2 separate regions of the Homo sapiens genome follow, and region 2 is linked to region 1. A link is a contact called in ENCODE Hi-C or POLR2A ChIA-PET data. All regions are on one chromosome and are shown on one strand. Each heading gives the region's core, a stretch centred on a gene start or an enhancer-like site at or near the end of the contact. The rest is flanking DNA. Distances are from core to core; before and after follow the strand shown.

Evidence for each region. Hi-C counts contacts between places; a loop is a spot of excess contacts on that map. ChIA-PET counts read pairs that join two places held with the same protein, here RNA polymerase II (POLR2A). Pooled maps may share reads with other maps.
Region 2: a loop to region 1 is called in a map of Calu3, with 2.3 times the contacts of the local background. The contact joins two enhancer-like sites. A Hi-C loop is called at or near these places in 1 of 168 maps with a recorded cell type or tissue (Calu3) and 2 of 50 pooled maps. POLR2A ChIA-PET finds 5 or more read pairs at or near these places in 2 of 52 experiments (PC-9 and endothelial cell of umbilical vein).

The regions. Positions count from the first base shown.
Region 1 is chr7:46,590,016-46,594,388 of GRCh38, forward strand. No RefSeq gene overlaps it. Among named protein-coding and RNA genes, the nearest start is that of IGFBP3, 670 kb to the left of the region's middle. Within about 2 kb of position 1,361, at least 3 of the 41 ENCODE cell types and tissues checked have a DNase peak (open chromatin) inside an H3K27ac peak, as active enhancers do; they include PC-9, where a contact is called at or near this core.
Region 2 is chr7:46,649,426-46,654,155 of GRCh38, forward strand. No RefSeq gene overlaps it. Among named protein-coding and RNA genes, the nearest start is that of IGFBP3, 730 kb to the left of the region's middle. RefSeq lists an enhancer at 1,567-2,766. Within about 2 kb of position 1,811, at least 4 of the 41 ENCODE cell types and tissues checked have a DNase peak (open chromatin) inside an H3K27ac peak, as active enhancers do; they include PC-9, where a contact is called at or near this core.

The DNA of each region.
Region 1 (4,373 bases), core at 111-2,610:
CTGATGGTCCAGCCCCTGGGTCTTGCGAGGAAGAGTCTTTGAGGTGGCACAGCCTTCAGTGACAGATGCCAAGTTCTTATCACAGGTGACAGAGGGACATTTATCAGTTGGGGGGAATGTTTAGAGCTGCTGACAGCTTGTTCTTTTATAGCCAAAGACTCCTCCGGTGAGAACTGATAGTGGAAGAGTACGCTTGTTTGTGTTTTTATCTGGTTGGAGGTAGTAATTTTTTTGTTGTTGTTTATTAAACAAACCATCTTATGCTTGTTGGTAAAGTCAACTGGGAAATATAAAATGGAGTCCTTTTCTAAGATGCAATTACTTTTGTCTAGTGTGCTCTATACACTATTCCAGCCCACTGAGATTTGGGACTTGTTTGTATTTGCAGCAATACTTTACACATTCTGATGAATACAATGATTCACTATTGTATTTTGAAAATAAGGAAGATGTAGTTGAAAATTTGAAAGAAAACAGATTGACTCAAATGTTATTAGAGTTCGGAAAATAAAATAAATTAGTAGAATAAAGAAAAGAAATAAGAAAATGGAATTCTAACATATTGGGGGTATAAATAGGTTGAATTTATCAGAAAAAAAATTGCCTAATATAATATTAAATAAATGGTAATGATGACATGAAAAAGTGTAAACATTAAGGTATAGACAGTTCCAAAAGAACTTAAAAAGAAAAAATGTTCTAAAAAAAGTTCTAAGGATTCAAGATGGCCAAATAGGCACAGGTCTGCAGCTCCCAGCAAGATCCTCGCAGAAGGCAGGTGATTTCTGCATTTCCAACTGAGGTACCTGGTTCATCTCACTCGGACTGGTTGGACAGTGGGTGCAGCCCATGGAGGGCCAGCCAAAGCAGGGCAGGGCATTGCCTCACCCAGGAAATGCAAGGGGTTGGGGAATTTTCTCCCCTACCCAAGGGAAGCCGTGAGGGTCTGAGCCTGAAGAACTCTGGCACAGGTACTGCGCTTGTCCCAGCATATTCGCAACCCACAAACCAGGAGATTCCCTCTGGTGCCTACCCCACCAGGGCCCTGGGTTTCAAGCACAAAACTGGGTGGCTAATTGGGCAGATATCCAACTAGCAGCTGCAGGAGCTCTTTTTTTTTTTTTTCCATACCCCAGTGGTGCCTGGAATGCCAGTGAGACAGAACTGTTCACTTCCCTGGAAAGGGGTGCTGAAGCCAGGGAGCCAAGTGGTCTGGCTTGGTGGCTCCCACTCCCACGGAGCCCAGGAAACTAAGATCCACTGGCTTGAAATTCTCGCTGCCAGCACAGCAACAATCTGAGATCCACCTGGGATATTCGAGCTTGGTGGGGGTAGGGGCATCTGCCATTGCTGAGGCTTGAGTAGGAGGTTTTATGGTCACAGTGTAAACAAAGCCTCTGGGAAGTTTGAACTGGGTGGAGCCCACTGCTGCTCAGCAAGGCTGCTGTGGCCAGACTGCCAGCTTTCTCCTCTCTGGACAGGGCATCCCTGTAAAAAAGGCAGCAGCCCCAGTCAGGGGCTTATAGCAGACTTAAATGTCCCTGCCTGATGGCTCTGAAGAGAGCAGCAGACCTCCCAGCACAGCGTTCAAGCTCTGCTAAGGGTCAGACTGCCTCCTCAAGTGGGTCCCTGATCCCTGTGTAGACTGACTGGGAGACAACTCCCAGTAGAGGCCGACAGACACTTCATATAGGAGAGCTCTGGCTGGCATCCGGCAAGTGCCTCTCTGGGTTGAAGCTTCCAGAGGAAAGAACAGGCAGCAATCTTTGCTGCTCTGCAGCCTCCACTGGAGATACCCTGGCAAACAGGGTCGGGAGTGGACCTCCAGCAAACTCCAGCAGACTGGCAGCAGAGGGGCCTGACTGTTAGAAGGAAAAGAAACAAACAGAAAGCATTAGCACGTCCACTCAAAAACCCCATACAAAGGTCACCAACATCAAAGACCAAAGGTTGATAAATCCACAAAGATGGGGAAAAAGCAGTGCAAAAAGGCTGAAAATTCCAAAAACAAGAACGCTTCTCCTCCTCCAAAGGATTACAACTCCTCACCAGAAAAGGAACAAAACTGGAGAGAGAATGAGTTTGGCGAACTGACAGAAGTAGGCTTCAGAAGGTGGGAAATAACAAACACCTCCGAGGTAAAGGAGCATACTCTAACCCAATGCAAGGAAGCTAAAAACCTTGGAAAAAAGGTTAGTCGAATTGGTGACTAGAATAACCAAGGTAGAAAAGAACGTAAGTGACTTGATGGAGCTGAAAAACACAGTACAAGAATTTCGTGAAGAATACACAAGTATCAATAGCCGAATTAATCAAGTGGAAGAAAGGATATCAGTGATTGAAGATCAACTTAATGAAGTAAAGAAGAAGACAAGATTAGAGAAAAAAGAATAAAAAGAAGCGAACAAAGCCTTCAATAAATATGGGACTATATGAAAAGACCAAATCTACATTTGATTGGTGTACCTGAAAATGACAGGAGAATGGAACCAAGTTGGAAAACACTCTTCAGTATATTATCCAGGAGAACTTCACTAACCTAGCAAGACAGGTCAACACTCAAATTCAGGAAATACAGAGAACACCACAAAGATAATCCTTGAGAAGAGCAACCTCAAGACACATAATCGTCAGATTCACCAAGGTTGAAATGAAGGAAAAAACGTTAAGGGTAGCCAGAGAGAAAGGTCTAGTTACCCACGAAGGGAAGCCCATCAGACTAACGCGGATCTCTCTGCAGAAACCCTACAAGCCAGAAGAGAGTGGGGGCCCATATTCAACATTCTCAAAGAAAATAATTTTCAACCCAGAATTTCATATCCAGACAAATTAAGCATCATAAGTGAAGGAGAAATAAAATCCTTTACAGACAAGAAGCACTAAACATGGAAAGGAAGAGCCAGTACCAGCCACTGCAAAAACATACCAAATTGTAAAGAACATCGACGCTGTGAAGAGACTGCATTAACTAACAGGCAAAACAACCAGCTAGCATCACAATGACAGGATCAAATTCACACATAACACTATTAACCTTAAATGTAAACAGGCTAAATTCCCCAATTAAAAGACACAGACTGGCAAATTGGATAAAGAGTCAAGAACCATCAGTGTGCTGTATTCAGGATGCCAATCTCTCATGCAAAGATACACATAGGCTCAAAATAAAGGGATGGAGGAATATTTACCAAGCAAATGGGAAGAAAAAAAAAAGCAGGAGTTGCAATCCTACTCTCTGATAAAACAGACTTTAAACCAACAAAGAGCAAAAGAGACAAAGAAGGGCATTACATAACGGTAAAGGGATCAATGCAGCAAGAAGAGCTAACTATCCTAAATACATATGCACCCAATACAGGAGGACACACATTCATAAAGCAAGTTCTTAGAGACCTACAAAGAGACTTAGACTCCCAAACAATAATAGTGGGAGACATTAACACCCCACTGTCAATATTAGACAGATCAATGAGACAGAAAATTAACAAGGATATTCAGGACTTGAACTCAGCTCTGGACCAAGCAGACCTAATAGACATCTACAGAACTCTCAACCACAAATCAACAAAATATACATTCTTCTTAGCATCTCATTGCACTTATTCTAAAATTGACTACATAATTGAAATAAAACACTCCTCAGCAAATGCAAAAGAGTGGAAATCATAACAAACAGTCTCTCAGACCACAGTGCAATCAAATTAGAACTCAGGATTAAGAAACTCACTCAAAACCGCACAACTACATGAAAACTGAACAACTTGCTCCTGAATGACTACTGGGTAAACAACAAAATGAAAGCAGAAATAAAGATGTTCTTTGAAACCAATGAGAATGAAGACAAAACGTACCAGAATCTCTGGGACACATTTAAAACAGTGTTTAGAGGGAAATTTATAGCACTAAATGCCCACAAGAGAAAGCAGGAAATATCTAAAATTGACATCATAACATCGAAATTAAAAGAACTAGAGGAGCAAGAGCAAACAAATTCAAAAGCTAGCAGAAGACATGAAATAACTAAGATCAGAGCAGAACTGAAGGAGATAGAGACACGAAAAACCCTTCAAAAAAATCAATGAATTCAGGAGCTGTTTTTTTTTTCAAATTAACAAAATAGACCTCTAGCCAGACTAAAAAAGAAGAAAGAGAGAGGAATCAAATAGATGCAATAAAAAATGATATAGGGGATATCACCACTGATCCCACAGAAATACAAACTACCATCAGAGAATATTATAAACACCTCTATGCAAAAAAAAAACTAGAAAATCTAGAAGAAATAGAGAAATTCCTGGACACATACACCCTCCCAAGTCTAAGCCAGGAAGACGTTAAAAACCTGAATAAACCAATAACAAGTTCTGAAATTG
Region 2 (4,730 bases), core at 561-3,060, 60 kb after region 1:
TCTCATGAGAGTTATTCACTACCACGAGAGCAGTATGGGGGAACCACCCCCATGGTTCAGTTATCTCCCACAAGATCCTTCCCACAACACGTGAGAATTATGGGAACTATAATTCAAGATGATATTTGGGTGGGGACATAGCCAAACCATATCAACAAATAAGAGATGATTCTGGAAGTTAAGGACTGGAGTCCAGAATGGTTTGCCAGCACCACCTTAGACAACACAGCGTACCTGCAAGCCTTGGGTTTCTCATCTCCCAAATGAGGATGCTAAAAAGTAAGCCAAAAAAAAATCCCTACCTTCAAAGATTCTGGGAGTCTCACATGAAATGACAAATATGAAAATGCTTTTGCAATTCAAAAATGTTATACAAACATTGCCACTTTTTTCAATATCCTGAACATCCTGAATTGTTAAATAGATCCTTCTAGACACCAACTCTTAGGAATTCTATTTGAATCAGGACAGCCTTGCATGGGCCACCAGACTGCTTGTAAATGCAGAAGATATAATTGAAACTTCATAAAGACAACAGGAAATTTATTTGAAAGTGTTGAATTCACATTGCAGAATGATTTATGCACAGTTACGATTTATGCAGTTAGCTTCTCATGGCTGTATTTTTCCAAAGCTCTGATTAAAACACGATGCAATTCTGAGGTTAACCCCAATCCCTCCTCACTGTGGGTGGGTGAAATCCTTAGCTAAGTTCAATAGTAGAGACAAAACACTTTTCTTTTAAGATTTGGTTATGCTCTGTCTATATTTTTTTCTAAGTATTGCATCTGTTTTACCAGAAATTAGTACTTCCTTTTACAATGACTTTTGTGTGAATTACAGTGAATTCTTGAATTCAGTCTACAATTGCTCAATGTTCGGACATCACTGTTTTCACTGAAAATACTTCTCTAGCTCTAGCTATCACTGTTCCTAAGTTGTTATTGCACAGAGTTAAATAACACTGAGGAAGACATCTTCTTCTTATATGTGCACCCTGCAAATATCCCACAGACAGTGCTGAAGGTATTCCAAAAATTGGTTTCTTCATCAGAACAAATGCGGCAGCAGGAGAAGATGCATAGATAGCCTGGTTTTTACCAGAGCAGAATAATCCCCTAATTCAATGCCATCTGAAAGCAATATTTCTGTTTATTAATAGACATATAATTTATGCTTTCTGTTTTTTATTAAATATTTTTTCCTGGCTCAATAAAACTACTTTTTAAAAATAAATAATCAGAGAACAGAGAATTATTGAAAATTGAAAATATGATGGCTAAATAAAAAACTGAGCAGAATAATGAAACATACCAGAAGATAGAAGGAAAAGAAAGAGAGGAAGGAAGGAAGGAAGAAAATCAGAAAGGAGATAACACATCCAATCAACTGAAGGGGGGAAATAAAGAGAGAATATGATAAGTAAAATTTCCTTCGAGAGAAAGTGAGGTTGAAAATATTTTCTTTTATTTTTAATTAATTAATTATTTCTGTATCAAATAGTACAATTATTTGTATTTTCATGGTACTTTAATGATTTTTTTGAGACAAAGAAGGTTTTGGTAAACTTTTAAATATGTGTCATCATTCAAATTCAATGAAATAGAGGCCCAGGTTTCCAAACCAGTTAAAAATTTGAGCAAAAATATAAAATATGAATTTGGGAAAAAAATCCCCCTAAGAATAAAGATAGGGCTAGCTAAACACAGCATGTTGCCCTGTGGAAGTCTCTTTCACTGTTAGATGCTGTTGGGTAAATGCACCTGACAGCAATAACTTAAGCATACCCTTAGAATGACCCTGTGTGGTAGACACACCTGAGTGTTGTTCCAAGCTCGGGAATCCAGGAGTGGCCAATCTGGTGATTCATTCCTTGTCTATGAGGAACCTCTGAGCCCCTGGCATGTCCTGTGGAACACGGGCTGTATAGAAGATTGAGGATCTGAGTTTTGGTTGGGGGGGGGGGGTCAGTAAATGAAGGTTGTCAGGTGGAGGTCATTACAGGGAGGGTGTTAAGTGAAAATACTCCATAAACTGCATGCTGTTTTCAAGTGGTTGTGGTTGTCCTGCCCAGCCCACCACCACTGTGCTGTGCGTTTACGTTGTCCAGCCTGCTGTCACTGGATTGCTTCTGTCCATAAGGCGGTTCTCCTGCCCAGCCTGCCGCCACTGGACTCTCCCCCCTGTATGAAAGCCCCTAATAAAACCCCGTGTCTCATTTGCTGATTCTGAGTCTTTTCTTTGGCCTCTTGAACCTGGCGCCTTCCCTGCTGAGGTTGATAAGGGTTTGGCACAGCAATGCTCCAGGGACTGATTCATGAGGAAGGAAAGTGAGCTGTACCAGAGAGAACAAAATCCCAGGTGACCCCTCTCTGCCGTCTAGCGTCAAAGATTCCAGGTGATGTTTCCTGGTCCCACCTGCCTGTCTCACTTGCTCTACTCAAGCCTCATTTTCCACATATGCAAAATGGGAACAATAGTTTTGACCTGATTCTCTCAGGTGTGGGCATGATTCATGCAGAAAGTTGATTCATTTGCTGCGTGTTACAAACCGAGTAGGGATTTTCCAGCAAGGAAACAGTGACAGGGCATTTCTTCTTATGAGAACCAGGTATGTGAAGGCAGAGCTATATACCAGTGTTTCACAGATGATCCTACTTTAGCTTTTCAGCAACCTCGTAGCAGAGGTAGAATGTAGCATATCAGTAATGAACAGGCACTCCAGAGGTAGACTTGCCTGGATTGGACACATGGAGAATGGTGATGCCTACCCCAGGCTGAACTGAAAATCTGTTCTTAGAGATGGGGGATAGGCACCTAAGAAAGAAAGTGAGCAGACACTGAGGGAACTAGACCTTTACCCAGGCTCAAAGGAAAAAGAAACATTATTTCAGAAGAGACAAGCATTGTTGGCCAGGAAGAAACAAAATGAAACACTCCAGGCCACTCCACATATTCCTTAAGTGAAACCTGCTTGTCTGCTCACTCCATAAATTATTGGGCTGTCTGCTGTGAGCCCTGGCGTTTACATGTTCATGTATTACATGAACATACTTACCAACCTAACCCGTGGAAATATTACCAGCGGTGATGCAAATGGACCATCTGCCCTCACCAGACACATGAGAAAACCAACCACAAGAAAGGGGGCTGGGGGAACTCCTGGGACACTGAACTCAGAAAAAAACTAATATACTTTGGGGAGCAGGAGAAAACGCATTAAGCAGATTTAAGAAGATGTTGCAAGTATGAAACAAGAATGGCAGCTTTGAATGGCAGAACAAAGAGAAAAAAAGGTCTTAGACATTGTAAGAAATACAGTAAAAAAACAAGTGTGCATGCTCGATAGTCAGATGTTTACTTTGAACACTAAGTTGATTATTAACAAAACTCAGAACTCAAAGAAAAAGTTGGAAAACATGAGACAAAATAATAAAAAAGCATTGACCATATGTCTAAGAGTTAAACATACATCTAAAAGATCAGGTCAGGGATAATGAAGAAGAGGTAAAATATTGAAAAAAGTAAAAAACATATCTGGAAGCTAAAAAATAACATAAATGCTTTGAACAAGAGTCCTTTAATACTGTGTTGGGTGGTTGGATGAATTAGGAAAAGACCTTATTGGGCCCACCTAGAGCCAGTTGATGATTCCAAGTTAGCAAGAAGTTCTGAAAATCTTTCAGTATTAAAAGAATCATAATGAATACCAAGAAGTGGATGTTAGTGTAACATGAGAACTCCCTGAGAAAAATCCCATACAAATATCAGTGTGGCTTCACTTGTGGATTTTTGAGGGAGAATTGCCTGAAGAATTGAATTTTAGTGAGCATCTACATGATTCTCTTTCTGATCTCTTTCTGGAAATACTTACAATGTAGAAGCATAAGTTAGAAAATCAAAATGTTAAAGACAATAGAAAAAAGTTATATTGGCAGGGCACTGTGGCTCACGCCTGTAATCCCAGCACTTTGGGAGGCCGAGGCGGGCGGATCACGAGGTCGGGAGATTGGGACCATCCTGGCTAACATGGTGAAACCCCATCTCTACTAAATAATACAAAAAATTAGCCAGGCGTGGTGGCAGGCGCCTGTAGTCCCAGCTACTCGGGAGGCTGAGGCAGGAGAATGGCATGAACCCAGGAGGCAGAGTTTGCAGTGAGCTGAGAGTGCGCCACCACACTCCAGCCTGGGTGACAGAGCAAGACTCCATCTCAAGAAAAAAAAAAGTTATATTTGCATGAGTGAGCACACAGACAAACAATTGCTAATTTATTCATTTCCATTGAAACACTTTCTGAAGCTCTTAGGTACCCAAACAGATCGCCAGGACCTAAAGATGATGTAGAAATGGGGGAAATCCAATGCTTGCCCTTGCAAAAAAATCATTATTCAGTAAAAACAGGTTAAATACACAAATATCTATAATAATAAGCAGAATGAGTTGTCAGACAAGGGAAAAATGTATTTGTCAGTGTTCTTCAGAAAAAGAGAACCTGTAGGATATATGCGGAGATTTATTATGAGGAAGTGGCTCTTGAAACTACAGAGGCTGGGAAATTCCATGATCTGCACTCTGAGAGGTGTAGATCCCAGAAAGCTGGTGATGCAAATTAATCCAAGCCCAAAAGCCTGATTACCAGAGAAGCCAATGGTATAAATCCCAGTCTGAGGGCCAGGGAAGATGAGATGAGATGGGATGTTTCCGCTCATGCTGGCAGAAGAAAGAAG